4 separate regions of the Mus musculus genome follow, and regions 1, 2 and 4 are each linked to region 3. The links are chromatin loops, found by intact Hi-C in ENCODE. Cell type or tissue: heart. All regions are shown on one strand. Region 1 holds the start of Gatad2b (GATA zinc finger domain containing 2B). Region 2 overlaps Ints3 (integrator complex subunit 3). Region 3 holds the start of Npr1 (natriuretic peptide receptor 1). Region 4 holds the start of Dennd4b (DENN/MADD domain containing 4B).

The links. A loop is a pair of places that touch in the nucleus more often than their neighbours do. Peaks named below come from ENCODE experiments on the same cell type or tissue, not always from the same donor. Only the 100,000 strongest peaks of a DNase experiment are listed, where the experiment ranks them.
Region 1: it touches region 3 in a loop (2.3-fold over the local background); 5 of 42 quality-filtered maps call a loop at or near these places.
Region 2: it touches region 3 in a loop (10-fold over the local background); 35 of 42 quality-filtered maps call a loop at or near these places.
Region 4: a loop joins it to region 3, with 2.3 times the contacts of the local background. A loop is called at or near these places in 3 of 42 quality-filtered maps.

What each region holds. Positions count from the first base shown.
Region 1 is chr3:90,286,857-90,294,856 of GRCm38, reverse strand. It overlaps Gatad2b (GATA zinc finger domain containing 2B), which reads right to left and starts at 1,676. Exons shown (of 11, transcript NM_139304.3): 1 at 1,433-1,676. In heart, a CTCF peak has its summit at 4,075 (motif pointing left); DNase peaks (open chromatin) are centred at 1,146 and 1,856; H3K4me3 peaks cover 2,876 bases; H3K27ac peaks cover 3,041 bases.
Region 2 is chr3:90,408,871-90,416,870 of GRCm38, reverse strand. It overlaps Ints3 (integrator complex subunit 3), which reads left to right. Exons shown (of 30, transcript NM_145540.3): 4 at 1,265-1,378; 5 at 1,629-1,713; 6 at 3,275-3,341; 7 at 5,526-5,670; 8 at 6,744-6,873. Among named protein-coding and RNA genes, the nearest start is that of Ints3, 21 kb to the left of the region's middle. In heart, no CTCF peak of the experiment used is centred here; a DNase peak (open chromatin) is centred at 4,050.
Region 3 is chr3:90,462,907-90,470,906 of GRCm38, reverse strand. Npr1 (natriuretic peptide receptor 1) reads left to right here and starts at 5,041. Exons shown (of 22, transcript NM_008727.5): 1 at 5,041-6,112; 2 at 6,897-7,096; 3 at 7,659-7,772. The coding sequence starts at 5,404. In heart, a CTCF peak has its summit at 4,236 (motif pointing right); DNase peaks (open chromatin) are centred at 4,546, 4,806, 5,896 and 5,946; H3K4me3 peaks cover 2,902 bases; H3K27ac peaks cover 2,276 bases; H3K27me3 peaks cover 4,213 bases.
Region 4 is chr3:90,261,038-90,269,037 of GRCm38, reverse strand. It overlaps Crtc2 (CREB regulated transcription coactivator 2), which reads right to left. Exons shown (of 14, transcript NM_028881.3): 11 at 7,935-8,000; 12 at 6,324-6,587; 13 at 5,681-5,867; 14 at 4,913-5,558. The coding sequence ends at 5,338. It overlaps Dennd4b (DENN/MADD domain containing 4B), which reads right to left and starts at 3,803. Exons shown (of 28, transcript NM_001356483.1): 1 at 3,477-3,803; 2 at 1,286-1,625; 3 at 543-795; 4 at 221-290; 5 at 1-50. The coding sequence starts at 1,602. In heart, CTCF peaks have their summits at 3,758 and 3,957 (motif pointing left); DNase peaks (open chromatin) are centred at 1,507, 2,487, 3,287, 3,937 and 1 weaker place; H3K4me3 peaks cover 2,258 bases; H3K27ac peaks cover 2,754 bases.

The sequences.
Region 1 (8,000 bases), 180 kb after region 3:
GAGGCCAAAAAACTTCAGTCATGGCTGTAGTAAAGATAAGATGGTTGGAGGACAGAGGTGGAAGGGGAAGATTTCTTCTTATTTTCATCTGTGCCACATTCATCTGTTGTCTATTTAAATTATAATTTCTGGAAAAGGAACGGCTCCAAAAAACTACAAAAGCTCTTCTCCAATCCACATGGATCAAAAACCTACTTTTACTCCAACTTCAAGCACTATTTCAAATCTTGCTGGGTAGGCATGAAAACACTGCCTCTCTTTGCTAAAAGATGATTTAATTTATATTATTCCCACCTCTGAAGCACACACACAAAAGCCCTTCAAGTAACTACCAGATGAGAACACTGGTTCTCTCCAGAAGAGAACAGGGAAACACTGCTAACTTCAGCATCCACATGCTACCTACCCACCAGTAAAGCCGCCACCTCCATCTCAGGACCAGTCCTTACGAAGGAACATCTTATGCTTAGAGTGAATCTGGTGCTGGGGATGAACTCAAAGAGGGCACCATACCTTTATAGAGCGGGGAAGCTGTCCGGGACAGCGATTAACACCTAAATCTCTTCATTCACAGGAGTAACTAGCTCCTTCAGGTAACTGAGCCCAAGGAGGCAAAAAGTACTCTAAGTCCCGACTTGGTCCGGAAGAGTAAGTTCTAGTTCCATCAACCCTCAAGAAGTGAACTGGGAAACAGATCCAGCGAATCCCAGAAGCCCAGCTGAGAAAATGGGTGGTTTAGTTGCTACACGAGGTAAGTAACCCACGCAAGTCAAGACAATTCCCTTTTCTTACGGAGGGCAAGGGAACGATGGACGACGAAATAAAGGGGTAAGGTTCTGCACTCCTGAGCCTGTCCCCCCCCCCAATAAAGATAATTATCCAGTGCTTCCTCCACCCTTAAGGATCCCCTTTTCGTCCTATCCGCCGTCAAACATAGGACTCAGTGCAGGGAGCGGCCCCCGCACCCCGAGGGCACTACTGGGGGCGGAGAGTTAAAAACACGGAGAGGAGGACGCTCCGGAGAAGAGGGGAGCATGGCGGGCATGAGGTACTGAGTGAAAAGGGGGATGGCGAGGGAAACGGGGAGCGAGGGAGGGGAGAAAGAGTAAAAAGCGAAGACACGAAGGGACACCAGCCGGGTCGCGCGAGGCCTAAGTGAAAGACCAGGGCGCGCGCGCGGGGGGGAGGGGAAGAGGTGAAGGGGAGCGCGAGGCGGGGGCGCGCGGGCCGGGCTGGGGGAGGGGACGCCAGGCGGGGGCGCGCGGGCGGGCGTCGGCTCGCGGGCGCTTCCCCTCCCCCCGCCCTCCACCTTTCCCCTCCCCCACCGCCGCCTTCTCGCAGCCTCGCTCCCTCCGTCGCTCCTCACCGCCCCCGGGCGGGCTGGCGGGCTGGCGGGCTGGCGGCCAGGCTGGCCTAGGCCAGAGCTCCTCACCTGGCAGCGGCGGCGGAACTCCCGACCAGGTCGCTTCCTCAGGCGGCTGTGAAGGCGTCGAAAAAGGAGGCGGCGACGGCACAGTGGGATCCAGACCCCACTGGCGGGTCCGGGAGCGGGGGTGGGGGAGGGGGCGGGCCGGGTCGGGGAGGGCGGGCGGGCGGAGCAGACACTGCGGTACAGACAGGGGCAGCAGCGGCGGCGGCGGCTGCACCGGCGGCGGCGGCACCACACAAACAAGGACGCTGATTGGGCAGCTGCCAAGCGCCTTGACTCCGCCTTAACCACACGCCACGACGGCCATTGGAGGAACTTAGCCGGCTACCCGCCCTCCTCTTCTTGCTCCTACCAATTGAAAGCGGGATACCAAGACTTCACCCCACCCTTGAGGAATGGGTGGCTGGAGAAGTAGTGATTGGCGTTAAGAAAATCCAATCATAAATGGAGAAGGGGGATGGTCTAGCGGGGGCGCGTTAATGGGTACCTCGGCCAGTCCCAGACACATCCGGGTCTTCGACAGCCCATTAAGTGTCGGGGGTCAAAAAATCGCTTCAGGCTGCAGCTTTACCTTGTAGACGTTTTGGTCCCCTGGCAGCCGCCGTACCACCTAGTCTCTTAAAACCGGGATTCTCCTTTGACAGGCTCTCATTCTTTCTCGTCTAAAGATGGAGACCGGGAACGGCGCTGGGCTCTGTGTTTGGGTGGGTGGTGTTTCATCGCGACAGAATCCATGAATTTAAGGACAGGACTAGCTTTAGGAGCTCTGGCCTTGTCTTTCTGGGGTGTGGCCTGCCCCGTTCTGCCCAAGGCCTTGGGACTCGTGTGTTAATTTACTTCTGACCGGTCCTTTCCTGGTTGTACCGTAACAGCACAAAGAAAAAACAAACAATTAGCTAAATGTACTGAATTTATGGTGTATACTCTGGGATCTGGTCTTTTTCTGTTCACAGTGAGGATACAGCTTCCCACCCCACCCTATTGCACTAGCTAAGTCAAGGCCCGGGTTCTTTTGCTAGCCTGGCTATCTCCTACTTCCTCCAAGAGGTTAGACCCGCCTACATTCTACGTTTCTAGAACACCATGAATATTCTTTCTGAGCGCCCTAGAAATGAGAACTAATTATCACAAAAATAAACACATTGAAAGAATAATAACTTTTTGGGGGAACAAGAACAATGAATTCTTACTCTCTGTGAGGCAAGTACTGGCCATCCTATCTTACAGATGAGGACAATAAGGTATCGATTAAAAGACAAAGTTACACATGTGACAGACTTGAGATTTTAACCCATGTGTACTAAGGAACAGGGTCAGATTAAGCAACTTGCCAAAGGTAGACAGCAACTGAGCAATGATTAAAAGTCAGATCTAACTAGTGCCAGAGACAGTAGAGAAGACATTTTTTCAAATCACTATGGAAATAAAATTGTAAGCCTGACATGATGGTGCACAAATGTAACTTCACCACTGGGATGCTGAGGTCACAGGTTAGCCAAGGCTAGATATGAAGATGTTTCAGATTCCTTTAAAGGGGGGCTGAAGAGATGGTTCAATAGTTAAGCACTTGTTGCTCCTCAGAGGACCCAGGTACCTATCTGTAATTCCAGTTCAAGGGCTCCATAGCACCCCTCTGACTTCCCTGAGCACCAGGGGCTCCTACAGTGCATACACATTCATGCAAGGAAAACACAGTTTGTAAATACCTAAAAATTAATTTGTTAAGAGTTGACCTAGAGATGGCACACGCCTTTAATCCCAGCACTCGGGAGGCAGAGGCAGGCAGATTTCTGAGTTTGAGGCAAGCCTGGTCTACAAAGTGAGTTCAGGACAGCCAGGACTATACAGAGAAACCCTGTCTCAAAAAACACACAAACAAAAAAACAAAAAACAAGAGTTGTCCTAGAATACTAGTTAGCATGTTCAAAACCCAATACTGCAAATTATATAAATAAAGTTAATTATGATGGAGAGCTGGACATGACAGTGCATGCCTTTAATCCCAACACTTGGGAGGCAGAGGAAGGTGAATCTCTGAGTTCGAGGCCAGCCTGATCTACAGAGTGAGTTCCAAGTCAGCCAGGGCTACACAGAGAAACCGTCTTGAAAAAAAAAAAAAACCGTCTTGAACTTGTGGCAATCCTCCTGCCTCAGTCTCACAAGTGTTGAGATTACAATACTGAGTCACCAGACCTGGACCATACAATTAGTTTGTATTATAAGGTTAAACAAACAAAAAACCTATTTGTATTCAAGTATTGTGTCCAGATAAATAAATAACATAACCTTGAGTTAAAGTATTTAGGTTTAGATCTTGGCTCTGAACCTAACCAGTTCTATGATTGTTGTACAAGTACAGATTCCTTTTTTTTTTTTAATCTATTCTCTTGTTCACCCAACTGTACAAGGAGAGTGCTGAATATAACTCATAGGCTTATTGTTTGGATTATAAAATAACATACCTTTAATATTCTGGGCCATGCCAAGAACAAGAATATAGTATTCAGGATTGGAGAAACAATGGCTCAGCAGTTAAAAACAAAAAACAAAAAAAAACATTGCTTGTCCTTCTAGAAGACCAAGTAGCACCCATGGGGTGGCTTCTGTAATCCAGGGATTTGATGCCCTCTTCTGGCCTCCTCCACAGGCACCAGGCACACAAGTGGTAAACAGACACACATGCAGGCAAAACATCTATACACACAAAATACACTTTTATAAAAATATAGCATTTGATATATACACTCAAGAACTATAAGAATTTTCCTAATGTTCCAATGATTTCACGATTTTAGCTCCAAATTCAGCTTGTTTATATTTTAACTCCATCATCTTCAGCTTTTGCTGACTCTCTTGAGTCACTGAACAAAGGATAAAGCACCTAGTGTAGATCTAAGGTTTACTGTTACAGAAGTCCTACAGTACACTCAACCAGGCACGTACTCTGTGATGTGAGTGCTGGGATTAAAGACGTGCGCCACCACCGCCCGGCCAGAAATTCTTCTTGACTAAAGCTTTGTCCATCATCAATGCAAAGTTCCTCTGCTGTCTAAAGAGCCATCTGTAGTAAGAATTCTGGAATTTGGGTTTCTTTGGGGAGAAAAAAAAAACACAAATATTAAAGGAATGTGCCCTTGTTTTAATCCCAGGTGTAGGGATGTGGGGCTGCTGCAGACTACCCACAGCAGCTGACTATGATTTGCCTCCTGCTCTAGCAGAGTTGTGGTTTTGCCAGCTGCAGATAATTCCTGTGATTGTGTGACATTTGGAATTCTGGGAACTTTTCAAAGGATATATAAATTCAAGGGCCCTGAGAGTCAAGGTTGGTGGTTATTAGTGATTCGGAGGGTGGGGGAAGAGTTTAGTTGCAATTTTTTAATGGTTATGCTCAAAGACAAAACTGGGATTAAAGGCTTGCGCCACCACTGCCCAGTGCTCGCCTCTTAAAAAGAAAAATAATCCTCTGCTCTTTCCTACATTTGAAATCAAATTTCGCTGGGCAGTGGTGGCCCACGCCTTTAATCCCAGCACTCAGGAGGCAGAGACAGGCAGATTTCTGAGTTTGAGGCCAGCCTGGTCTACAGAGTGATTTCCAGGACAGCCAGGGCTATACAAAGAAACCCTGTCTCGAAAAAAACAAAACAAAACAACAACAACAACAAAAGGCGAGCAAGTAGTTTATTGCAGTTGCTGCCACTGGGCTATCTCCTGCTTTGCTTCCAGGTGGAATTTTCTGCTTTTTTCTTCCTATATTTTATTTCAAAAAGGTTGAAAGACTGGCTGAGCAGTTGAAAAAGAGTGCAGGTGGAAATGGAGGGGCCTGAGAAACAAACAAAAGGCTGAACTGGGAAAATAAATAAATAAAAGAACTTTTTTTTTTTTTTTTTTTTTTTTTTTTTTTTTTTTTGGTTTTTCGAGGCAGGGTTTCTCTGTGTAGCCCTGGCTGTCCTGGAACTCACTCTGTAGACCAGGCTGGCCTCAAACTCAGAAATCTGCCTGCCTCTGCCTCCAAGTGCTGGGTTTAAAGGTGTGCACCACCACGCCCAGCTAACTTTTTTTTTTAATTTATTTAATTATTTATTCATTATATTTAAGTACACTGTAGCTGTCTTCAGACACACCAGAAGAGGGCATCAGATCTCTGTTACGGGTGGTTGTAAGCTACCATGTGGTTGCTGGGATTTGAACTTGGTACCTTTGGAAGAGCAGTCGGGTGCTCTTACCCCCTGAGCCATCTCACCAGCAACTTTTCTTTTTTTTAAAGATTTATCTGTTTATTATATGTAAGTACACTGTAGCTGTCTTCAGACACATCAGAAGAGGGCATCGGATCTCATTAAGGATGGTTGTGAGCCACCATGTGGTTGCTGGGATTTGAACTCAAGATTTTTGGAAGAGCAGTCTGTGCTCTGAACCACCGAGCCATCTCTCCAGCCCAAGATTTTTTTTTTAATTTTTTATTAAATATTTTCTTCATTTACATTTCAAATGCTATCCCAAAAGTCCCCTATACCCTCCCCCCCCCCCCCCCCCGCACTGCTCCCCTACACACACACTCCTACTTTTGGCCCTTGCGTTCCCCTGTACTGGGGCATATAAGTTTGCATGAGGCCTGGCATGGTGGTGCACACCTTTAATTCCAGCATTTGGGAGACAGAGGCAGGCAGATTTCTGAGTTCAAGGCCAGCCTGGCCTACAAAGTGAGTTCCAGGACAGCCAGGGCTATACAGAGAAACCCTGTCTCGAAAAACCAAAAAATAAAATAAAAATAAAAAAAAATAAAGTTTGCATGACCAAGGGGCCTCTCTTCCCCATGATGGCTGACTAGGCCATCGAGATGGCTCAGTGATTAAGAGCACTGACTACTCTTCCAAAGGTCCTAAGTTCAATTCCCACCGACTACATGGTGGCTCATGACCATCAGTAATGGGATCTGATGCCCTCTTCTGGTGTGTCTGAAAACAGCTACAGTGTACTCATATACAAAAAGAACTTTTCTGAAGGGTTGCAGAGTTGGAGGTGCAACTCTGAGAGGTTGTGGGTGGAGGTGGAAACACTTGGGAAGAAGCACCCCAAAAGAACAAAGGCTCAATCCCAAGAGCAGGAGTTTCCTGCAGGAAGAGGAAAAGAAACTTCACCGGAGGGCGGTAGGGTCAGAGAAAAGCTGAGAAAGTGGGAGGACAAGCTGACGAAAGAGGCCATTTCAAGCGAAAGGTATAATCTCAACAGAAAATTGCATCTGTTCCTGTCCATTAGAGTACCCCGTCACCCAGCGACTGCTCCTTGACTAGTCATTCTCCTCCATCCATTTTGCTGTTCAGTATTCGCAGCTTCTTCCCTCCACCATGTCAACCACTGCAACTGCAGACCAGCCTCTACTACAGCTGTCACCGATCCCTTCCAGTCTTGGGGAGTAATTCTACGATGAGTAGCCCAGTTATTTAGAATTTGTCATATAAAGCAAGTGCATTCTATATGAAACCATGGCCTTTTTACAAAGATTATATAAGGCTCTGGAGAAGCTGTGGCTGTTTTGGTTTTGTTTTGGTTTTGTTTTTAACAAAGATTAGTCTCAGCTGTAAGCAAAGTTGTATAAGAATCTGACAAGACAGTTGTTGATAAAGACCTTGGCACATGAAAATGCAAAATCCAAATGTAAAAAAATTATTAAGCCAGGTGTGGTGGCGCACACCTTTAATCCCAGCACTTGGGAGGCAGAGGCAGGTGGATTTCTGAGTTCGAGGCCAGCCTGCTGCTTTACAAAGTGAGTTCCAGCACAGCCAGGACTATACAGAGAAACCTTGTCTCGAAAAACCAAAAAAAAAAAAAAAAAAAAAAAAAAAAAATTTTTTAGACCATTAAAGTCAAGAACAGCACTTATGGGCTAGTGGATAAGAGTTACGACTGATGTTGGTTCTAATGTGTACCATGTTAGCTAGTCTCATGAGTCAAGTTATAGCTAGAGGTCTCTGATATCAAAATTCCCGGTACTTTAATTGTGGGAAATATGGTCATTTACAACAAAATTGTGAACAACGCATCTTCAAAACCAATAATTTTCCTAAATATAAACCAGAAAGAATGCCTAGGTTTCCTGGGGTGTGCAGGTTATGTGGCAAGGAGTGCCATTGGACCAATGAGTGTAGGTCAAAAGGAAATTTTATTTCTTATCCGGAAATGGCCTTGGAGGCCTAACTTAAGCCTTGCCCCCAAACAAAAAGTACAAATCCTTTCAGCCAAGGAGTGACATACAGACCAAAAACTTTCTCTGGGCATTGAAGATTTAATGCATTCTACTATAGGCAGCATGGCTTGAGACTTGGACACAGGTAAATATCTTTACCCCCCCAAAATTCAGTGTTATAAAATAACTACTGGAGCTTATGGTCCTTTGCCCTCAGGGACAGTAGCAATGATCTTGGGAAGAAGTAGATTCACTTCCCAAGGACTCATTGTGCATCTATGAATTATAGATGAAGAGTTCAAAGGAGAAGTTTAAATTATGGTCTATGTAAAAAACGAGCTGCAATTTAATGCAGGTGATAGGATTGTTCAGCTGCTACTGTTTCCC
Region 2 (8,000 bases), 54 kb after region 3:
CAGGACCCTATGTCACTATTATAACACCCCCCACCTTCTTGACAGGATCTCAGGTGGCTCAGACTGTTCTCAAACTTTCTCTGTAGTTGAGGATGGCCTTGAATGCCTGGTCTTCCTCCTACCTCCCAAATGCTGAGATTACAGAGGTTTCTCTGTAGCTAAGAAGCTGATGTCTCCTTAAGTTTTACCCTTTTGGCTGAGTCCATGACAGGATAGAACTCAGCAGGTGCACCAGGCAGCTAATGAGGTTCCCTAAGGCCTGAACTCATTGAAGAGAAGCAGGGTAGAAGAAGGTCTGAGGGAAAGGCAAGCAGTGACTCAGAAGAAACTTGTACACTTCCGTATCTCCAGGGGGAAGGATGCTAAGCCCCCCACTCCCCAACACGTCAATACTTGGCAAAAGCAAAGGTCATTCAGAGAACAGAAGAAGTCATTTAGTTAATAAAGCTCATGTTTGGGTGCCAGCAAGGGGATGAGTGGGTGAAAGCATTGCCACACAGAGCCTTCCTCTGACCCACACACTCACAGATAAAAATAAAGGTTTGTGGTTTGTTTTAGTTTGTTATTGTTGTTGCTGCTGCTGCTGTTGTTGTAAGACAGCTTTCTCTATATAACCCGAGCCTTGAACTCACTTTGTAGACCAGGTTGGCTTCACAGGGATTCATCTGGCTCTGCCTCCTGAGTGCTGGGATCACTCTTTTAACCACCAAATGCTGGGATGAATTATAGGCACGTACAACTATATCAAACTAAGAAACTACAGTTTTGTTTCTGTTCCTTCTCCCAGACCCCGATCCCTTTATATTCCCTTTGCTGCATCTGGCTGGGTTACAGCATGTCTAGAAACCTCTGGGTTTCTTTTTGACTTTCACCCAAAGCCATTTTTCAGTGACCTTTTACTGGCAGATAAAACACAGATGGCTTCCACCTGGGTTTGCTCAGCTTGTGGCATCAAACAGTATGACACTTCCTGAAAAGGGAGGTTGGGGGACAAGGACAGGACTAGGAGCTTTGCCCAGCAGACTTTCTTGCCTTATTAGAGAATCTTTTAGTCCTTTTTCCCTAATCCAAGAGGCAGAAGAGGGTAGGTTTGCAATGGAGGAGCCCTGTAGAAGAAAGAATGGAGAACACAGTGCTCCATTGCCTCTCTGTTGCCTCTCAGTATCCTCGTGTTTCTATGTAAGAGGAAGGCTTTGGGGTTGGATGGTTGCTGTGGGGTCAACATCTCCATTCACTGGCTACTCACGAACCTTATTCCACACAGTGTTACCGGGACTTGGCTCTGGTGAGTCGTGATGGTATGAACATCGTCCTGAACAAGATCAACCAGCTACTTATGGAGAAGTACTTGAAGCTGCAAGATACCTGCCGTACTCAGGTGAGGCCAAAAGCAAAGAGGGGGCACTGGAGGGTCACTAGAGCATGTGCCTAGCACACACAAGGCCTAGATTCAAGCTCCAGCTCCAAACAAGAAAAGAAAACAGCTCAGAGGTGTAGGCTGGAGGTGAACCTTCTAAAGAGAGGCTGGGGAGGCAGCTCTGTTACTGTGCATCTAAACTGTGCACAATTGAGTTGGCTCCTTTTCCAAATTCACATCTCTGCTCTGAATGTCTTTTTCTCTCCTTTAGTTGGTGTGGTTGGTTCGGGAACTAGTAAAGAGTGGAGTTCTGGGAGCTGATGGCGTTTGCATGACATTTATGAAGCAGATTGCAGGTAAGCTTGCTAGCTAGAGCACTAGAAGAAAGGGAAGGAGCCCAGAGATAAGTCTAAGCAAGGGCTGAGTACCCGTGAGGAACTCAAGTGATACGGTTTGGACCCTAGTGTAGATGTCTCCTGGCCACATATGTTGCAGAAGAAAATGGATCAGAAAATCACAGGGGTCTTTGGATTAGTGAGTCTTGCCTTGGTTTCTTTCCTGCTAACTTAAGAGCTGACCAGGTTTGGTCTGTGTTAGCCACTCATCTCTCTCGAGTTGAGCAGCATGCTAGATCAGGAAGGGGGTGCAGAGAGAATCGAGTGAAGCCATTTGCTCTCTGCCTTTCTGCTTTCCCCGACTCTGCCCCTGTTCTAAACACTGGGTCGCTAGTGATTTTGGCATTTTGGAGCTAGTCTGAGGGACAGTGTCACGGAATAGTCCCTGACATTTAGGGTTTTTCTAATCTTCGAATCCGTGACATCTTTCTGAAATACTGAATATGAGAAAAGTCTGCTCAGGCCACCTCTCCTGCTTTGAGATTGTTTGCATTTTGTTTTCCTGATTAAAACAAGAAACAAAGCAAAGTATTAATAATAATAGATAAAAATGAGGCCAACTCTGTGGCTCTGCTTCACCATCAGCGTCTGGGTTCTGTTTCCTGTGGCGATAAGAACTGTACCTAAGTTCTCGTGAGTTTGGGCAAGCACTCCACCTCTGGAGTATGCCGTGTCCAGCTCCTCCCTCCCCCCCACCCCCCTTTTCTTTTTAAATAAAACAAGTCCTGCTATGTAGCCCATGCTGGCCTTACACCCACAGTCCTCCTGCGACAGCTTCTTACCTGCCTTGGCACCTGGCTGTGCTGTGCATTTTCTTCAGGATTTTCTCTTTACACTGATGTCACTGCGTCACATGTATGGCCCTAATCTTTGTGATGCAACTAGGTGAACACTAACCTTGTTTTTCACTGAGATCCAGAGCAATGTGTAGCCTTGGTGTGCTGAGTATTTATTTTTATTCTTTCTTGGCACTTTCTTAACTGTTTGACACTCTCAGCCCCATTTCTCATTCCAATATTTTTATCTGGCAACACTGCATTTTAATTCTGCTCCAGGGATTTCAGTGGCAAGATCCAAAGGCTGGTGTATAGATATCCCTTAGCCTGTCAGAATGCTGAATCCCACCCTGACTCTCAGACAGTAGACTGCAGCTGCTCTCAGCTGCCTGCATCTTTTAGGCCCTGGTTCAGATACCGCCTTTTCAGCTGGGGCGTCTAAGGTCTGTTTTTCTCAGTCATCACTTTTCAAGGACAAAGCATTACCTCTGCAGTTCTGGTGGATAGAACAATATCATCCTCTCTGGTTTGGGGGGGAGGGCAGCAGTTCTAGAACATTCTTTCTCTCTCAAGGCAAAGGGAAAATGTTTACATCCTAAAAGAGAGAACGGTTTATTCTAGCATTCAGGGCAATAGTGGTGGGAGAGTGGACCATCGGGATGACTGAAGAGATTTATTCGATTAGCTGAGTTGCTAATTAGAGCTACTGTATTCTGATTCTTCCCCCTCCCACCCCTTGAAATCAGGTGGCGATGTTACAGCCAAAAATATCTGGTTGGCAGAAAGTGTCCTGGATATCCTGACGGAGCAGAGGTAGAGTCTCCCATGAAGGGTGGGGCTGTGAGGGGTGTGAGTATGGGACATGGGAAAGAAAGGCTGGTGGCTCAGAGCACTCTGAGGCCAGGGGAAGGTGTGGCAGGCCTGATGGTGGCAGATGGAGAACTAAGGTCAAAAGATGGAGGAATGGGAAAGAAGGCGCTTGCTAAAATATCTCAGAGCCCAGAAAATCTGGTCTCATCTGATAAGGGTTTATTTTTGACCCAGACCTCCTTGGAATGTTTATGTTTGGGGGGACTGAGAGGGAAATGAGCTCAGCAGAGGGGCCAGCCAACCACACGAGCCTGGCAGGTACCATACGCTCCTCCCTCCCAGCCTCAGGCCAGCACATGCTCTTTTTTGGAATGTCACAGGGCCAATGTAGGTGACTAGGGAGCAGAGAATCCTGCTATAAAGTGACATGGGGCCACATTTGAACTTCTGGCTCCTGTTCTCCAACAAAGTGAAGGGCTGTGTGAGGGCCCTTCTAGTATGTAAATTTGCTTGTGGCTTCCCCTTGATGCTAATAGGGTCCCAGTTTCTGCATCACTTCTTTTAGTGACTCTTTCTGAGTAAAGACAACAAGTAGCCAAATGACTGAGAGGCCTAAAATTCATATTCATTTCAGATTAAAAGGATGGTTTCTTCATAATCGAGAGCTATGTTCTGCCCAGCCCTGCTCTGTAGTGCCACCTCGTGGCCTGGATCCAGTTATGCAGCTGCCCTGGGGCTGGTCATCACACTAGCAGTGGGACTTCCTAGGAGTTTCTTACTTGGCCTCTGCTTCTTTCTCTTGGTCTCTGTGTTTCTCTGCTGTCTTTGGTGAGAGGCTCTCCCTTTCATCTGCTTCTCCTCTTCATTGTGCCATCCTCATGGCACATTTGTGCCTCTGCTAGTGACCTTCCTCCAAAGTGATTTTTCTCATAATGTCCCTCGTGTCAGATTCTGTTGTAGCTGAATTTCCCATGCAGGGTCACACAGCAGCCGCATGGCTGCCTGAGCCTTCACACGTTGGGTGAAAGGGAACACCTTGGCACTGAAGCCTGTGTTCTGCTTACCACCCTGTTTTCCTAACCTCTCCCAGTATTTCAGGGATGTGGGGTAAAAGGAAGTGCATGTCCTTGGCTAGCATTTCCATTTTGTGAAAACAAAAGGACAGTACTGGGCCTAGTAGTGCATGCATATAATCCTAGCATTTGGGAGGCTGAGGCAGGGGAATTACTCTGAATTCAAGTCTAGTCTGGGCTATATAGCAAGACTCTCGTTTCAAAAAACAGCTCACACATACACAAAAGAAAAAGAAAGAAGAAAAGAAGAGGCCTTGGCCTTTTAGTTAATTAAGTAGCTTGATTACTTTTCCTGAATCAGGAAGTTGCCTGGTTATATTAATTAAACTCTTCCTCTAGCTCCCTGCCTTTCAGCAGGGGTGTCAAAGCAATTACAGCCGACTTGGCACTTAGACCCTCCCCACTGAGCCTTTACCTTTGTCCCTTTTGAAGCAGCGGGAAACAGATAATGTTTTTATCACTCTGTTTTCCACGGAAATTCTGAAACTGGGGAAATGGGCTTTGCCATCTAAAATCAGATGTCTCCCCTACACCCCCAAATCCTCCCCGATTTTGGGTTAGGGCAGGCAACTAATTATCTGAGGGTGGGGTGAATGGTTAGAACCTGGGAAAGGTTTGTGGTTTGGGGGCTGTCGTAATAAACCTGGTAGAGGCACAGCACAGCACAATGTGTTCTAAGAACTCCAGGGCCTGGAAAGGTCCTAGAAATCCCCAGAGGTCTTTGCATCATACTTAAGAGAACTACTGACCGAAAACACTTTCCATAGCTCAGCAGGAAAAATGGAGCTTACCTCTCTCCCAAGCCTAACATACACCGCTTCAGCTATGATATGCTCTGGCGGTTGAATGAGTTAACAAGCACAGCTACTTTATTGGTAGCTGTGAATGTATTTATGTTATAGGAGGCTGATTTCATTTGGTACCTACCTTAGTGAGGCATCTGTCTGGTGAGGGAAATTAGTTACCTTTACCTGTTAGTCAACTCATAGTCGGGTATAACAGCCAGAGTGAAACCCTCAGAAGCCAGAAGCCGTTCTCAGTGTGTGTCATCACAGCAGTATGAGGGTGAGGAGGTCTAGGCAAGCAGTCTGTGCAGTGTCTTCCCTTCCTGCAGGGAGTGGGTGCTGAAGAGCAGCATCCTCATTGCCATGGCTGTGTACACGTACCTCCGACTTATTGTGGACCACCATGGGACTGCCCAGCTCCAGACCCTTCGGCAGAAGGAAGTTGACTTCTGCATCTCCTTGCTTCGGGAACGGGTAAGGGAACAGGACAAACAGTATGAGGAAGTGATGCCAAGATGTGGTGTCCGTGTGGCCTTTATGCTTCTGGGCCAGAGATACCTTGTTAGGGGTGCAGGTGGTTCAGATGTGGTATTTTCATCATCCCTGGACAGCTCAGGAGCAAAGGACAGGGAACCGGAGTGGAATACCCCCTGCTCCTAGAAATGTCAGATATAATGCCACCATCCGCAGGGCTTTTCTGGTCCGTTCCAGCTTACATTGTTGTACAACAGACAGCTGCTATTGTGTGTCCACTGTTACATGAATCTCACCTCCCCCAGAAGTAATTGTTGTGTTTACTTGGGTGGTTACGAATTATTTACTATAGTTTCTCCCAAGAAAGATATTCTAACTCTAAGCTATGAGGACACTGACTACATAGGAAAAGTTAGTTAAAAGAAATATCAGATCAGAGTTCAGTAGTTAAGAACAGGTGCCGTTCTCACAGAGGACCCGGATTTGGTTCTCAGCACCTACATGGTGGCTCACAGCCATATAGAATTCCAGTTTCAGGGGACCTAGCACTCTCCTCTGGCCTCTGTAGGTATGTTGTGCACATATATACATGTGGGCAAAAACTGATACACATAAAATAAAAATCTCTCTAAAAAAAATTCAAAATGCATTCACATAATTGTATAGGCACATGTCATTAATCAGTATTTGTTTAGACCAAACAGATACAGATAATTTCTTTTATGACAAATTGTCTTTTCTGATAGACAGAATGAATTTTGGGGTAGGATATATGGATGCTCCTTCCCAGCCTCATACTTTTAGAATCAGGAGAGAGAGGGGACCTGATGGTCTAAGAGTCTGTGTGGTCCAGCTCTTCCCAGGCACCTCTATCCTTGTGATGGTCCCCAGCCTCCACCTCTCTTCCCCGAACAGTCCCTTGCTCCAGACAAATCATCTAGGGTTCCTTCATAGGACGTTTTCTTTTGTCCTCCATAGAACATGCTATTCTTTTGTCCTTCCTCCAGAAGGGGAGCAATACATGTTTTTATTCTCTCTCCTGCTCCCCATTCTCCAATCTCCCTCCTATCTAGTTCATGGAATGTTTGATGATTGGCCGGGACCTTGTAAGATTACTTCAGAATGTTGCTAGGATACCAGAATTTGAACTACTGTGGAAAGATATCATCCATAACCCTCAGGCCTTGAGTCCTCAGTTTACAGGTAAGTGAGCCCCTGGGTATGCCCTGTCCTTGTTGTCCTGATTGGATTTGAAGGGGCAGAGTTGGCCTAGGAGAGATTTTGATAGTCAGGGAAAGCTTGAGATAGGACACACTATGCCAGTTTCATCTGGGTGTGGGAATGGCAGAGGCGCAGAACAGTTCATGTAGTTTCTGGCTAGGGCCTACATGACTGGTTTCAGCTGCCACTGCTCCTAAAAAAAAAAGAAAAAATCAGACAAGGCCTCAGGATAGCTCAGTAGGTAAAACACTTGACCCCAAGCCTGATGGCCGGAATCCCGTCACCAGAGCACATGTGACACCCACTGTGACGTGTGTGCATCTACATCTATGCAGCAATAAACTAAAATAAGACATTTAAAGGACAATCGTGAGACAGAAAGATGTTGTCCTCTTCTTCCACTGTTCCTTGTCAAGGTGATGGCCAAGTCTCCAGTTTTGCTGTGGTAGACAGGGAGTCAAAGGGCAAACTAATATGGCCGAGTCAGCAGAGGGCCCAGTTGGTCCCGGAAGAGATGGGCCTCTAGGATGTAGCTCAGTGATAAAGCACCTACAGTGTCCTCAGTTTGATTTCTAGAGCTGTGGAAAAGAAAAAGAAATGGCCCTAGCCTCTTAGTCCAGAGGGTGTGTTCTTGCATGCTTGTATGTTTTCTCCTGACAGGGTTTTTCTTGTCCTTTTGACTTACCCAGAATCCTTTTGTATTTTGAACAGCAACTCTGTAGGCTTCATTTCTCCCCCCCCCACCCCCCAACGCCTCCAACAGTTCTGCACAACACAAATGTGTGTGCACACACATGCTGAAGGCTGTCATCTAGGACCTGGGAAGTGAGGACAAAGAGAAGACAGTGCTACTGTGTGATACTCTGCTAATACCTTAAGCATGTGTCTGGTTGTCTGGCTCTGTCAGAGGGTGTGTGCCAGCTCATTTAATTATCTGTACAGCCCTTAAGATGGATGTTTCACTTTCTACACAGGAAAGTGAAGTTTAGAGAGATTAAGTCACTTGCTGAAGGCCACACAGTAAATAACAGGAAGGATTTGGATACAGGTCTTTCTGATTGCAATGTTTGTGGCTTTGCCACGCAATCATATTAGCCCTACGATCTCAT
Region 3 (8,000 bases):
GACCATTAGGAGGAGATGACTTCTTCAATATCTCATTTAGTGAGACAGGTGCTGACAAGTGTGTGCTGACAACAGTTATTAAAGATGAGACCCACAGGTTGGAGAGCTGGCTCAGTGATTAGGAGTACTGTCTACTCTTCCAGAGGTTCCAAGTTCATTCCCAGCACCCACATGGTGGCTCACAACTATCTATAATGGGATTTGATGGCCTTTTCTGTCATGCAGGCATACATGCAAATAGAGCACTCATATGAATAAATAAATAAATCTTTTTATTTTTTTTAATTAGATATTTTCTTTATTTACATTTCAAATGTTATCCTCTTTCCTAGTTTCCTCTGCGAAAATCCCCTATTCCCTCCCCCCACCCCCTGCTTCCCAACCCACCCACTCCCACTTCCTGGCCCTGGCATTACCCTGTACTTTGGCATAGAACTTTGGCAAGACCAAGGGCCTCTCCTCCCATTGATGGATGACTAGGCCATCCTCTGTTACATAAGCAGCTAGAGACCACCATGTGCTTTCTTTGATTGGTGGTTTAGTCCCAGGGATCTCTCAGGGTACTGGTTAGTTCTTATTGTTGGTCCTCCTATAGGGCTGCAAAACCTTTCAGCTCCTTGAGTACTTTCTCTAGCTCCTTCATTGGAAACCCTGTGCTCCATCCAATGGATGACTGTGAGCATCCACTTCTGTATTTGTCAGGCACTGGCAGAGCCTCTCAGGAGACCACTATATCAGGCTCCTGTCAGCAAAATCTTGTTGGCATCCACAATAGTGTCTGAGTTTGGTGATTGTATATGGGATGGGTCCCCATGTGGGGCAGTCTCTGGATGGTCTTTCCTTCAGTCTCTGCTCCGAACTTTGTCTCTGTAACTCCTTCCATGGGTATTTTGTTCCCCCTTCTAAGAAGGATAGAAGTATCCACACTTTGGTCTTCCTTCTTCTTGAGTTTCATGTGTTTTTTAAATTGTATCTTGGGTATTCTGAGTTTCTGGACTAATATCCACTTATCAGTAAGTGCATATCATGTGTGTTCTAATAAAAAAAAAATTTTTTTTAAAGATGGAGTTTGTACTGACACACCTCCAGCTTTCCCATCATGAGCAGTTCATTATAGGCAAGGGAAATGCTGCCAGTAACTATGCCAAGAAGGACTACCCATGGACGATGAGATCAATGACTCTGACTTAGATGGGATTTACGGGCTGACTAGCAGGGGCTCAAGTCCTGTTTTTCCATACCTTTGGTAGGAAAATGGTTCTAGGTTCTCCTTGATGCTAAACGTCTCCATGCTGATTACAGCTGGAGTTCCTCACTTAGCCAGCCCCGAGTTTTCACGGCTGTCTTTGAACCCTACAACTCCACCGTCACTATCTTGCGGCCCTCTGACTGTATTTTCATGGTAGACAATGAGACCGTCTATGACATCTGTCATAGAAACCCTAATATTGAACACCCAACCTACATTAACCTCAATTGTCACCGTAGGCAGTTTCTATCTTCTATCACTGTCCTCCTTCCATTTGATAGACTTCCATTTCCACCTTCCTACATATGCCCGTCTACTCTGCTGAGAAAGCCTATCAGGACCCAGGTTCTTCTGCAAAGATCACAAGTACTTACATTGAGCTAGCCAATCATATGATTAAAAAGTCACCTCACCATAGTAAACACGGAGGTTTGATGCTTGACATGGTCTGGTGATGTGGTTCCTAAAGATGTCAATGTTCGGTCTGCCACCATTGAGACCATGTACAGCATGTAGTTTGTAGTCTCATACTCCAATGGCCTCAAGGCTGGCACACACCTCTCCCAGAGGAAGAAACCCGGACCAGCCACAGTGAGCTGTGTGCATGCTGAACAGCACTGGTGTCATTGCTGAGGCCTGGGATCACCCAGACCACAAGTTTGACCTGATGTGTGCAAAGCGTACCTTTGTTCACTGGCATGTGGATGAGGGGATACAGGAAGGAGGGACTTCTGAGGTCCATGAGGGCACTGCTACCCTGAAGACATGTTGGAAGGGCGGTGTGAATGCTGTTGAAGGGGAAGGGAGGAAGGAAGAAGGGAATACTGATCATCTGTTCTTTCCACTGCAGCCCCAGGCCTTATCCCTAGAACTTTACCTCCAACCAACAGCCACTAAAAGCTTCCTGAGTAGATTATCTTCGCTTACCTTTAAAAGATAATTCGGGCTGAAGAGATGGCTCAGCGGGAAGAGCACTGACTGCTCTTCCAAAGGTCCTGACTTCAAATCCCAGCTCACAACCATCCATAATGAGATCTGACGCCCTCTTCCCATGTGTCTGAAGACAGCTACAATGTACTTACATATAACAATAACTCTTTAAAAAATAATTCAACCAACATTTTAGCTATTTGCAGCTCCAGATTTAGTCCACCATACTGACAAGAATTCAATGACCTAACGATGTTTCTAATCCAGTCATTGCTCCCAAACTCCAGCGTTACCAGAAGCATATGGGAACCTCTACTTGGTATCTATAGGCACTGCATATTCAATAAATTACCATCCACCCAAACCTCTTGTTTTAGTTTATCGACTAAAGAGGTCAATGTCTCTTCTCTCCTCAGAGTCCCACTGACCCTGTTTACAAAACAGCTTCCATCCCCCATGCGCCGCTACATGGGGACTCTACTCTGCTTCCTACCACATAACAAGCACCTGTCACACAAAAGCTTTACTGACCTCATTTCCTCTGGCCTACTTCCCACTCAGTCATTCCCACTTCCCAGCTCAGGGTTAACAATGCAGCCTCCTATAGCAGTCAGATACTGCACTTGTGGTAATGTGGGTAGAAACCGTGATGATTCAGCAGGGAGGCCATGGGCACTTGCTCCCATTGATGGTGCTGTAAGGGACATGGGGCCTATGTGGCTAGCTTTTCAATATCTCAGGAAAAGCAGGGGGGATAGAGAAATGGCTCAGTGGAGAAGAGAGCTTGCTGCAGTTACAGAGGACTTGTCCAAGTTAGGTTCCAACATCTGTGTGGGGTGGTTCACGACTGTTTGAAATTCAAGCTCTAAGAGATCAAAAGCCCTCTTCAGGCCTCTAAAGGTACTTGCGCGCGCGCGCACACACACACACACACACACACACACACACACACAAATTTTCTTTTTTTTAAATCAGGGGCTTAGAGAAGGGCCCAGTAGTCAGGAGGACTCACCTCTGCAGGCTTCAGTTCTGTTCCCAGCACCTGGGAGCATGGCTGACAACGGCCTGGGACTCCAGCTCCAGGGGACCCTATGCCTCTGGCTTTCCATTTAGATGGATATACTCACAGAGTCTTAATATGTAAGAAAAACTACTTAAGGCCAAACAGTGGTGGCGCTCGCCTTTGATCCCAGCACTCAGGAGGCAGAGGCAGGCAGATTTCTGAGTTCGAGGCCAGCCTGGTCTACAGAGTGAGTTCCAGGACAGCCAGGGCTACACAGAGAAACCCTGTCTCGAAAAACCAAAAATAAATAAATAAATAAAATAAATAAATAAATAAATAAATAAAAATTAGTATGGACAAAGATAATTAAATAAAACAAAGAGACTGCAAGTCTGCCTCCATAAAAAATCCTAACTCTTCATGTATAGAAAATAGACTTCAACAGTTTGCTTTCTCCACATAATACCTTTTTCTTTCCTTTCTTAACTAGATTTATTTTAAATCATACATATGTGTTTGTATGCCAGATGTATGTGTGTGTGTGTGTGTGTGTGTGAGAGAGAGAGAGAGAGAGAGAGAGAGAGATCCCCAGAGGTTCCCCTGGAGCTGGAATGCTGGAATAATGGTTATGAGCCACTTGATGTAGGTGCTGGGAACGGAACTCTGGTTCTCTGGAAGGGCAATAAACGTTCTTAACTATTGAACTATATCTCCAGCCCCAAGTACCCTTTTTTATCCTTTGACCCTCGGTGAGTTTTTCTCTCTTTGGAAGTTTTCCTGGCTCCAATCCAGGTAGAATTAATAGCTCTCATCTCGGTCTCTGGGCATATCCCTGTCTCTTTTTCCAGTGCTTAAAGTATATTGTGTTATGGTTATTTGTCCTCAAAACATATATAATAATATTATATATTTCATCGTTATGCCGTCAGCATTTAACTGGCACTTGACACAGCTGGTCCTCTTGAAATGTTTGCTGACCTTAAGATCCTGTTCGGGCTCAAGGCTGGCGAAGTTGATGGCGCAATACGGTTAATGAATGCGGATAACCATTAGAGGGCAGACTAATCCCATGGCGTTCCGTCCCAAAGACTCGCTCCTTCATTTATTCTTCCCGTGGTCATTTCCAACCAGAACTTCACAGTCCTATTTTAATGATCTTCCACACAAAACACTCACACGAGGTTACATCTCTTCTCTAGCCACCCACTCTCTCTCCCCAGTTTCCATCATTATTTGGGGAACTAAAGAGTTAACTCCACCCTCCCACCTGGTCATCTTGCTCTGTTAATCTGCGGGATCTGGGAGGCGGCGAAGAAGAAAGGGGAGGTACTCATTGATGGACTGGGTAACCCGGACTCTGGCTCGCCTCTACTTGATTGCCTTTTCCAGAAACCCTCCCAAACTCCTATAGCCACACACACCTTTCCCGGCCAAGATCCAAACAAACCTCTACTTTCCTCTTCCCTAGGAGCCAGGTAGAAAAGGGGGGTATAGGAGGGGGCGAGGGGGGGCAGCTTCCTCACACCCTTCCTCAGTCCTGGTTCCCCCGCGGCCTAGGCGCCCCGCCCGCGGGTGCTGCCAAGGGAGGGAAACCTTGCGCAGGGACAGCGCGGCGGGAAGAGGGTCAGCAATAACTGGCGCACGCGAGGGTGGGAACCAGCCATAGTCAGGGCTGGGAGGAAGGAGTTAAAGGACCGGGATTGGCTCCCCCGGCTCTCTTGTCGCCGAATCTGGGAGGGGAGGATTCGCTGCCTGGCTCGGGACCTTGTGGTCCCGTCCCCCCCACCCCCCCCCCACCCCGCCCCCGCCCGCCTCCGGAACGGCCGGAGACTTGGGCCAGCCGGACGCCCCTTCTGGCATACTCCTGGGGCAAGCGCGAGCGCACACTCCCCTTTCCTCGCTGGCGCACCCGCTCCCCTCGCTCTTCTTAGATCGCCCTCTCGTTCTCTCGCTCTCCACGGACTCCCTTCGGGTGCTGCGCTCGCTCTCACCTGCTCTAAAGCACCCTCCGCTCTCGGACGCTCCCAATTCCGCGCTCCTGCTCGACGGCGGGACAGTCGCAGCCTCGGCAGGCAGCTTGCTCTCGCCGCTGCGGCTTCAACCCAGCCCCCTCCCTCGCTACGGCTCGGGCGCTCTTGACTCCCGACCCTCGCCTCTGAGCCCGAGGACGGCGATCAGACCATGGTGACAGCGCTGCTCCGTCGCTGCGCTCGCTGAGGCCATGCCGGGTTCCCGACGCGTCCGTCCGCGCCTAAGGGCGCTGCTGCTGCTACCGCCGCTGCTGCTGCTCCGAAGCGGCCACGCGAGCGACCTGACCGTGGCCGTGGTGCTGCCGCTGACCAACACCTCGTACCCGTGGTCTTGGGCGCGTGTAGGGCCGGCGGTGGAACTGGCTCTCGGGAGGGTGAAGGCTCGGCCGGACTTGCTGCCGGGTTGGACGGTCCGTATGGTGCTGGGCAGCAGCGAGAACGCGGCGGGCGTCTGCTCCGACACCGCTGCACCGCTGGCCGCGGTGGATCTCAAGTGGGAGCACAGCCCCGCGGTGTTCCTGGGCCCCGGCTGCGTATACTCTGCTGCCCCGGTGGGACGCTTCACCGCGCACTGGCGGGTGCCGCTGCTGACGGCTGGCGCCCCGGCTCTGGGCATCGGGGTGAAGGATGAGTACGCGTTAACCACCCGCACAGGACCCAGCCATGTCAAGCTGGGCGACTTCGTGACGGCGCTGCATCGACGGCTGGGCTGGGAGCACCAGGCGCTTGTGCTCTATGCAGATCGGCTGGGCGACGACCGGCCGTGCTTCTTCATAGTGGAGGGGCTGTACATGCGGGTGCGTGAGCGACTCAACATCACAGTAAATCACCAGGAGTTCGTCGAGGGCGACCCGGACCACTACACCAAGCTACTGCGGACCGTGCAGCGCAAGGGCAGAGGTGAGGCTGGCACCCACCAGACGGCTGGCTCGCGCGGCCTGATCTCCGGCCAGTCCACAGCCTGGCATTCCGCCTCTGGGGGCCAGGCTTCCTCCTCTTAGAGTCTTGCCCAACTCCTACCTCAGAGTTTCTAGTTCTTTCTCTCTGCGCCGGGTTTGCATTCCTTCCCTCTCCCCCTCCCCTCCTGTCTCCCGTGACCTTCCTGCTGCGGACTTTCTTGACTTAAGCGCTGAAGGGCCTAGTTCTACTGCGCCCTCAGCTTCCTGGCTCTTCTCCGTGCTGTTTTCCCTCTAACTTACCACGTTCTTCCTCCAGTTACTTCTATTGCTCCCACATGAGCTCTCGAGCTCTCATGTCCCTTCTCTGGCTGGTTATTCTCTGATTCTTCCTGCAGTCTTGGTCCTCGTCTCCCCCCACACACACACACACACACACTCACACAGATGTACAGACACACATACACACACACACACACACACACACACACACACACACACCTTGCCCCACCTTCTCTTTCTTCCTCCCATTCCTCTCTCTTCCTATCCCTCATACCTCCTTCTCCCACCTTTCACATTCTCTTGACAAGGCCCAAGACTGAGCCAGGAGTTGCTATCCTTTAGAGACTACAAATCAGAATTCCCTCCTTTGTAGTACTTTGTGTGTTGTGTGTTCATTCATGTGGTTCTCTCTCTCTCTCTCTCTCTCTCTCTCTCCCTCCCCTTTTTCTCTCTCCTCTCTCTTTCCCCTCCTCTGCCTTCCCCTCTTCTTCCTCCTTTTCCTTCAGTTATCTACATCTGCAGTTCTCCGGATGCCTTCAGGAATCTGATGCTTTTGGCCCTGGATGCTGGCCTGACTGGGGAGGACTATGTTTTCTTCCACCTGGATGTGTTTGGGCAAAGCCTTCAGGGTGCTCAGGGCCCTGTTCCCAGGAAGCCCTGGGAAAGAGACGATGGGCAGGATAGGAGAGCCCGCCAGGCCTTTCAGGTGAGTGCTGAGATTTGGAGCCCAGGTGTAGGACTCTGAGCTATTGAAACATCATTTCTGGGCACTTTGCCCCTATGTATCTGAAATAATTCCAGAAAACGGGTTTTTGATAGTCTTAGAGCTGAACCATGCACTTCATGAGATTTAGGGACTTCAGAGTCCGGAGGCTAAACAGATAATTTCATAGGCCTGAAGCAGGAGGATACTGAAGACCCATGGACCAGACAGCGCTTGAATCCTTTTGCTCAAGCACAGGGGCCGTCTCATGCAGGACACAGGGCTCCATTCGATCTTTGTCTCATTTATTATTTATTTTGTTTTTTGTTTGTTTTGTTGTTGTTTTGTTTTGTTTGAGTCAGAATCTCTCTGTGTTTTCCTGGTTGTTCTGGAACCTATCCAGACCAGGCTGGCCTCAAACTCAAAGATTCTCTTGCTTCTGCCATTCAACTTGATCCCAACCTAAACAGGCTGGTCTGGGAGATGGGACCCCAGATGACTCCAGGATACAGGAAGGACTGGAGTCAGCTCCTACCATTCCTCTTTTCAATGATTCCTTCCTTAGGCTGCCAAAATTATTACTTACAAAGAACCCGATAATCCTGAGTACTTGGAATTCCTGAAGCAGCTAAAACTCTTGGCTGACAAGAAATTCAACTTCACCATGGAGGATGGCCTGGTAGGGGGGTGGGAGGGCAGAGGGAGGGTCCTAGGCTCCTCCAGTGCGCCTCTCCAGACCCTAATTCATGGCTCTCTGTTACTCTAGCCTGCTCTCTCAGGCATCCCAGCATCCAGTCTCCCCTTTCTCCCTGCCTATTATCTGTATCTCTCCTGACGGTGGAGGGGGAGCAGTGGCAAAATTAACCCTTGAACCTAAAGTCCTCCTCAGGGAAATGCATGTGGCATA
Region 4 (8,000 bases), 200 kb after region 3:
GGGCAGCGGAAACGCCTCATTGTCTTCCTCTGGGTAGCGGCCCAGCAGCTCTATACCCCAGCAGGATTAAGAGTACATATTAGAGCGAAAGGTCCATTTGATTCCAGGTAAAGAAACTCGAGTATCCCAAAGAAGGGCTAAGTGGCAAAGAGATGTAAGTTCTAGGGTCACTGAAGTTGCCAGAGGGTCAAAGGGTAGGACATAAAAAGAAGCCACTCACCTGCCTCATACACCAGTGTGTTGGCCTTGGCCAGGCCTACCTTGTAGCACAGGTACACTGCTGGGCCCCACTGTCCCCAGAAATGACAAGAGATAAGCAGACACATCACTAACATCGGTTTCTGGATTCATCTTCTCTCTACTTCCCTTTAGTTATCTTTTGTCTTCAAAGATGTTCCTAATTCCAGTCCTCCCACCAAGTCACTTCTGATCTGGCCTGGTGTCAATGGCCTCGGCCCCCAAATACCCTTTGTGCCGCCCCATGTCCATACCCTTACACTAGTTCTTCAGGTTTCAGCTCTCAATACCTCAGCACCACTCACCATGCCAGGGTTGAGGTTGCGGGGTAGCCGGCAGTAAGTATGAGGAGTACCCTCACCCTTGCTGGGCAGAACCAGGCAGAGGTCAGTGATGCCCAGGGCATGCAGCCCTGCCCCTTCTGCTGCCCGCCGATACATGAGGTAGGTGCGGGGGTGCCCGGGGCCTGGAGGGGCCAGATTGGCTGAGTGGCTATACGGTGTCGTGTCAAGCACTTGGAACCCAAGCTTGGGTCGTTCCTTCCCTTCATATAACACCCTGGCACAGAGGGTAGAGACATCAAGGGGTTAGGATAGAAAGAGTCTTGGATCCTGCTGGATCTTCCTACCTGGTCTCCTAAACCTGCCATGCTCTCTTAGCCTTGTCAAACCCTGGTAGTATAGCCCACCACTTCCTACTTAGGTCTGTGCTCTAGGATCCCTTCAGTCAGTAACCATCCCTTCAACCCATACCTTCCATAGCTCTCAAGAGTAAGCACTCAGAACCAACAGGCTCTGCAAAGTTCAAAGTTCCTCACACGGGTTACTTCATTTAATATTCTGAGCCAGCCAGAGAGGAGCCACTATCCTCATTTTGCAGATGAGGAAACGTTGACCGCAGCAAAGGCAGTGAGCCCATTCTCTTGACCTCTAGCCTATTCCGCTGTGGTCCCCACATTCCTCCTCTTGACCCATATCCCTACCTCTTCTAGCTCATTCAAAGGTCCCTCCCAGCTTCCTCTAGTGCCAGCGTGGATAGGGGTACGTACCCCAGCTCAACGAGGGGGGGCTTGTCACGCCCCCTGCGGTAGCAGATGACTGGTTGAGTTCCACCCAGGAGCCCAGCACTGAGCTCCAAGGGGTGGCCACCCGCAGAAGTCTGAATGCATGTATAGCCCTGGGGCACCTCCTCGCCCAGTGCCCTAGCGATGACTGCCACATCTGTAATAGGTTCAGCTGGCCGGGGAGGGCGCAGGGGCCCGGTAGGCTCGGGAACCCACTTCTCCTCAGGTATAGGCGCTCCATTTCCTGCAAGCCCAGCCACCACAAAGTAATCCACCAACCGGGGAGGCCGCTCCTCTGCCATGGCCTCTGCTTCACTCACTGCATCTGGAATGGTCAATCGAGGAAGAGATGGAGCAAGAGAGGATAATGTTCCCATGGCAACGATAGTGGACACCCCCCCTTCTTCTTCCTAGTTCTTCTAAGGAAAGGATAAATGATCAGCCAATCTTGAATTCTTCCACCTGTGACATCACCAAACTCTCATATTCCACCACAGCTCCTTAGAGACCACTAGGTCCTTCCTTCTTAGTGACATCAGCCCTTTTTTCCCAAAGAACCCAAACTCCACTCTACAACACACAACTGACATATTCCTCACCTATTCCTTTAAAGGCCTGCCTCTCCTTGCCCGCTACAATTACGTCTCAGAGAACACAGTATTTTCTGTAATGGCCTGCAATGACATCATTCACTCTGGCTACCACATTACACCAACTTTTGCTTTGTCAAAGGTCTCTGCTCTTGTAGCAACACCACAAGAACCTTCCGATGCAGCTAATGTTCTTAAAGCACCCATCCTTTCATTTCTAGAAGACTTTACAGATGCCTAGGAAGGCTTACAAAACCCAAGATTTAGCTTCTGCTCATCAGATTTCAAGTATCCTTTTTTTTCCCTAGCTTAACTTTACCTAGTTGGCCAAGCAACCAGGACTTTCCCATCTCCAGGATCCTTAGGTGTCTGTAGTTAGGCACAAAGGGACTGTAGGAGTCAGCTCCAGTCATGCCATGCCCGCGCCACCCAGCCCAAGACAGAATCGGGGCCACAACAGCCTATTGGTAACTTATCTCACCTGCCTCCATGGCCTGACCCTGGGGAGTGGAAGCCCCAAGAGTCCTGAGGTGCCCCAGGGTGCTGAAGGTGGGAAGAAGCCTGGCGGGTAGCTTGCAAGGGGCTAGAGGCTGAGAGAGTGCTTCAGAGGGGAAGGGAGGCTACTTCCTGAAATGGCTGCGAAGGGGAAGCTGTCGCTAGCTCAGCATAAGTCAGCCTATGGGTGTGTGGTATCGCTGGGGGGGCGGGGGGGATAGTACTGTTTAAGGTGCCAGCACAGCATCAGACCAACGCAGACCTCCCACTAAGGGTCCTGTGCAAGGCAGGGAAGCTTTTAGTGTCTCCAGGATGCACAGTCTATTTAACCTCCCGCTCTTCCTCAGAGAACTAGAGCCAAACCGACTGTCTTCTCAACCTGGCCTCTGGACACACATGCCCCAACTCAAGCTAAATTTAGCTTGAGCTTCTCTACATCTGAGAGGTGAAGCCAGGAGTCAGCGTCAGCCTCCTGATTTAACTCCAGGACACAGCTCACTCTCTCATCCACTGCAGGCCAATAGTAGTTCTGTGCTCCAGACAGTAGGCAAAAGCCGTTAGATGAGACCCTCTATAGGCAAGTGGGTGGTCCCGGATCAACAGGACTTGTGTGTCCAGGCCTTCCCTTATCCAGCCAGGGAAGAGTCCTATAGAATGCAGCCCCTTCTCCCTTGGGGGAAAACAACGGCACTGGAGCCACTTTGGGTCCCAACGCCCACATGCCGAATGACGGGAAGTCGGGGCTAGGGCAGAGGGCGCGGCGCGGGGGAGGTGGCTGAGCAAGAGGCCGGAGGGCCGAGAGAAGCGCGCGCGGGGACTGCCGAGGACGTGACGGCAGCAGCGCCAGCAGCCGCGTGACCCAGGCGGGAAGGAGGGGTGCTCTGGCTTGAGCGCCCGCGGGAGCTCCAGGTTGTAGGATGTCGAGCACAGCTAGCTAGCTCTGGGTTGCGCCCTCCCCTCCACTTTCACTTCTCTGGGAGGGAGGAAGCGGAACCAGATGCGCAGCGTAGAACAGCTGGGGACAGTCCCTGGAGCCGCCCGCCCTCCGCCCGCCCTAACCCGCCCGCCGCCCCGCCCGGTCCGGCCCCTACCTGCCTGCCCTGGGACTCCCCAGCCGGCCCGCTGGCGGGTGGCTCTGAGGGCGGGCTGGCGGGCCGGCGGGCGGCTGGGCTGCTATCCAGCCCCGGACATGGCGCACTCGACTTAGGAGCCGCTCGCGCCCGGGCTGAAGGAAGAAGCAGCAGCCGAGGGCGCCGGGCACGGTGGAAGAAGATCTGGGCGGTCCCAGCGTCCCCGCGCGCTGCGCCACGCGGGGACTGCTGCCACACCACACCGCTAGTTCCAGCCGCGCGGTCCTCCCGGCTCCCACGTTGCTGGGGACCCCAAGCTCTTCAACGCGCCCTGCTTTCTCCACTCATACCCGCCCCCCACCCCCCCAGGAGCCGCGGGCGCCTCCGCTATTCTGCCCCCCCCCACACACCCGGGCCTGCGGCCGTGACCCTGGCTAGCGCCGGCCCAACACCCTGCCGCCTGCAGTGCGACCCCTGGTGGCTGGGAGGGCCCCCTGCAACCAAGCGGATTCCCACCACCCGGAGGAAAAAGCAAGACACTGACCCCAGATGGCCCCGAAGTCAGAGTCGGTGCTCCTGTCCTGCCCTACCGTCAGATGTGGCCACTGTGCCACAGCGAAGGCCCTGAAGACCTAGACCTGGGAAACCCAGGTGACTCCCCACTTCCACGTTTAGAACCCACTGGCCAGAGCCAGAAACTCTCAGTTCTTCTTTCGAGAAATGACAAGAACATTGAAAAAGAGGAAGAAAGGCATGAAGCCGAATAGTGGAGGTGTAGCACTCCTTTCACTATGCTGGGTGAAGTCTAACAAAGCCTTCGTGGAACATGGTTGTCTCCCAAGGATCTATTGCGTTAAACCCAAATGGAGCAGTGAAATGGATGAATCGACATACAGTCCTCAGAACATGAGATTGCTTAGGTCCCCCAAACATAAACCAAGTAAGCCAGCTAGGCCTGCTTACTTCTCTCTAGAAGCATCAACACTGGCAATAGCCTCCTCCAGGAGAGGGGAGGATTTTCTAACAGAAACAACTGTGACTTGGGACAACAGCCTCTCCTTACCCAGGGCTTCAGAAGAGTAACTTGTCAGGCTAGTCACGGTGCCCCATCCCCTGATGCTGCAGCAGGCAGGGCCTTAAACAAACAAGGGCACATAAGGTGACTTCCTGCTGCCTCGGTGAAGTCTGTATAGGCTTTAGGATACATCCAGTTTGGGACCTAAATCTGAGAATGGTGCTTCCGCACAAGCACAAAAGTTCTGAGAGGATTAACGCACACCCGTAGCCCTAGCACTAAGGAAGCCAAGGTGCCAACGGGCACGTGTGACTTCTAGGTAGTCTGCCCTATGTAAGAGAAATCCTGTCAAAAAACAAACAAACAAAAATGCAACACAAAAGAACCTATGGCACCAAACCTCCTTAGGTCCCCAGCCATGTACCAAATAGCCAAGCACACAAAAGGTTTAATAGGATTTTTTATTAACATATAATATATTTAATAAAAAATAATATCCATTCTGGCTCTCTCTTCCATTGCAAGGGGAAGAGAAATAGGGAGGGGCTGGTAGTGCCCATCCCTTCTGGACAAGCCCTCTCTCCAAGATTTCCCTCTACACCTTGCTTCCCAACAGGCTCTGACCTCCAGACAGACGGTTTTCAAAGTTACAAGTGCTTTTAGGCCCTCCCTTGAATTCCCCCAAGCCCACCAGACATACAGCATTCAGGGGCCACCTGGCCAAGCCCCTTCCCTTTCCTCAGTTTTAGGATCCTTCATTCATATTAGAAAAAGGATCTGGGGGCAGAGAGTAGTCTCTACTGGCCAGGGGGAAGGGATGAAGACTGATGGGACAGGGCCATGAAGAAGGATGGCAGTGAGGTCCCCTCACTGTAGCCGATCACTACGGAATGAGTCCTCCACAGCAGGGTCAGGCAGCAGGGCACAGGGGTCACTCAGCATAGTTAGTCCTTCCAGGCCCAGTGGCTCCATGCGCAGCTCATCTTCTAGCCCCAGGCCCAGCTCCAACCCAGATGCTGACACCTCAAAGCCAGGCACTCCAGCCAGGGCTGCTGCAATCTCCTTAGAGAAACCTGGGGAAGAGTCTCCTGTGTGTACAAGAGGTGGGTAAGGATCTCAGGCCACACCTCCAGACCCCTCAAGCTCCTATCACAGCAGTGAGGCTGTCAACTCTTCCTGCCAGTCTCCACCAGCACCCACACTCCCTTACCTGTGAGTATGATATTAGGTCCTGAGCCATGGCGGGAACAGTGGGTCAAGTTCTGGTGGTTGAGGACGTGAGGGTCCTGGGGGCCACTCATTGATCCCTCACTCCCTAAAAATCCAGGACCTTCAGAAAAGGCAGGGGGATCCAGCACCAGGCTGGTTGATGGGCTCTCCATGTTGAATTGCTCCAGCTAGGGACACACAGACAGACCTTAAGGAAGTGGGCTTCAGAACAGGGTGTCCTGCCTAGCTCTGCTGATATGTCCCCTTTGCCTAGCAAGCCCCATCCACCCAGGAAGAGAGGCAAAGACAGAAGGAGGTGATAGCAAGCAGAGCCAACAGAAGCGAGCACGGGGCCCGAAGAAAGTGTGGGCACCGTACCTGCTGGGCCAGAGCATGTGCATGCCAGGAAGAGAACGGGTCAAGGCAGGAGTCATCAAAGAGCAAGCTGAGCAGAAACAGAGGGGCAGGAGTAGGGGTCAAACACAGGAAGACAGGAGCCCCAAGCTGGCATTGCTATGTTACCTAGGGGAAAAAGAGGTCCACCCATATCTCCCAATTCAGCATACCAGTGACCACTCAAGTAACTGACCCACCCTCAGCCCACCCCCATCCCCCATTTCAGAACTATGAGTTTGCATACTCACATTCCCCAAGCTGAAGTCATTTATTGGGCGGTGGTAAGGCTGTTGCCCATGTCCACTGGACCCAGGTGGGTACAGTGCCCCATAATGTGGCTGCCTGCCTGGAGGCTGTCCACCTGAGGGCTGCACTAAGCAGGCCTGAGAGGGCAACTGCTGTAGAGACTTTGGGGTGGGTGGATGGGTGGGTATAACTAGACTTGGGGGGCTATATGGGTATGGGGGCAATCGCTGGTCAGTAGGCAATTTACTGGTATCCAAGGGAACGCCCTGAAAAGGGAGAAAATTTATTCTTTAGTGTGATCCCCCAAAAGAACTCTTAAGAGTTCCCCACCTTGTAAGCTGTACCTGTCCTCAATACAAACATAACAATGCTCCAAGCCATGTGTACTGGTGCGGCCCCTGTAACCTCAGCACTCTGGAGGCAAGAGCACTGCCTCTGCTTGTCTCCCCACTCTCCCCCAAGCCAACACCACCCTAGGCTTCCACGCACATCTCTGGGGTTGGTGGAAATTACACAAAATGCCTATTAAAATGTAGGTGCTCAGTGAGGCTAAGCCCAGCAAGGTTAATCTTAAACCCGTTCCGTAAGTGACTGTTCCTAATCCCCGGTACCTGGTATCAGTAACTGGTTCCTTGTGACAGCTCACTAGAGACTGACTGTTAATGCCACAGGGAGGATGACCACTACTGTTCTGAAGCCCTGGAGGGGCTTCACGGACCAGAGGGGAGGAGAGGAAGAAGTAGAGGAGATGTGGAAGGAGAAGTGCCCTCCCTGGCATGGCTTCCCTACAGGAGAGGGTACAGATGGAACACAGAACATACATCCAGGAAACAGCCATGGAGTAGGGCAGAGGACGGCAGAGAGGAGGAAAAGAATAAGGGGAAGGAAGAACAGGAGAAAGATTTGAAAACTTTAGCACGGAGGCAAGTCTGAAAAGAAAAAGGAAAAGAAAGCTAGGCAAGGTAGCTCATGCCTGTAGTCCAAGCTCTTAGGAGGCAGATGCAGCAAGGATCAGATGCTCCAGGTCAGCCTCAACTATATCCTGAGTTCAAGGCCAGATGAACTACATGAGACACCATCTCCACCATTTGCGCAAATGTTGGGAAATTACTTTCAGTTCAGGCACCAAGTTTTTCACTTATACAGAGTGAAAGGACTGAGCTCTGTGGTCTGAGACTCTCGGGCTCTATGAGTTCCACTGACGTAGGGGAAATAGGAGAGGGATGAGCCAGAACAGAAGTGATGGGGGATGAGCGGAACTGGCAAAGGAAGGATAAGAACAAAGACAGGCCAATGGATAAGCTACACTGGCACCTGTGCTATGCCCGATGCCGAATACTCAGTGTATGTTACTGCATCCGATGTTCACAAAACCATGAAACTGCTGAGGCTCAGAGAAGTTCAATAACGTGAACAAAGCCAAGTATCAAGAGGCAGAACTATGATGTGAAACCAAAAGGTGTAATGGCAGAGCTTGTACTCTTAAGCGAAGAAGGGAAAGAGAGATACAAGATGGGTTGGGACAGGGCAGAGGAACGGAAGGGGATGGATGAGACAGGGGCAGGCACGGGAAGGAGAAGGGAGACATATGGAGGGAAGGTGGCCACGCATACCTGAGTGATGGAAGACAAGGTGGGTGACATTGTTGGCGAAAACTGTTTGGGCAGCTGCTGTTGGGA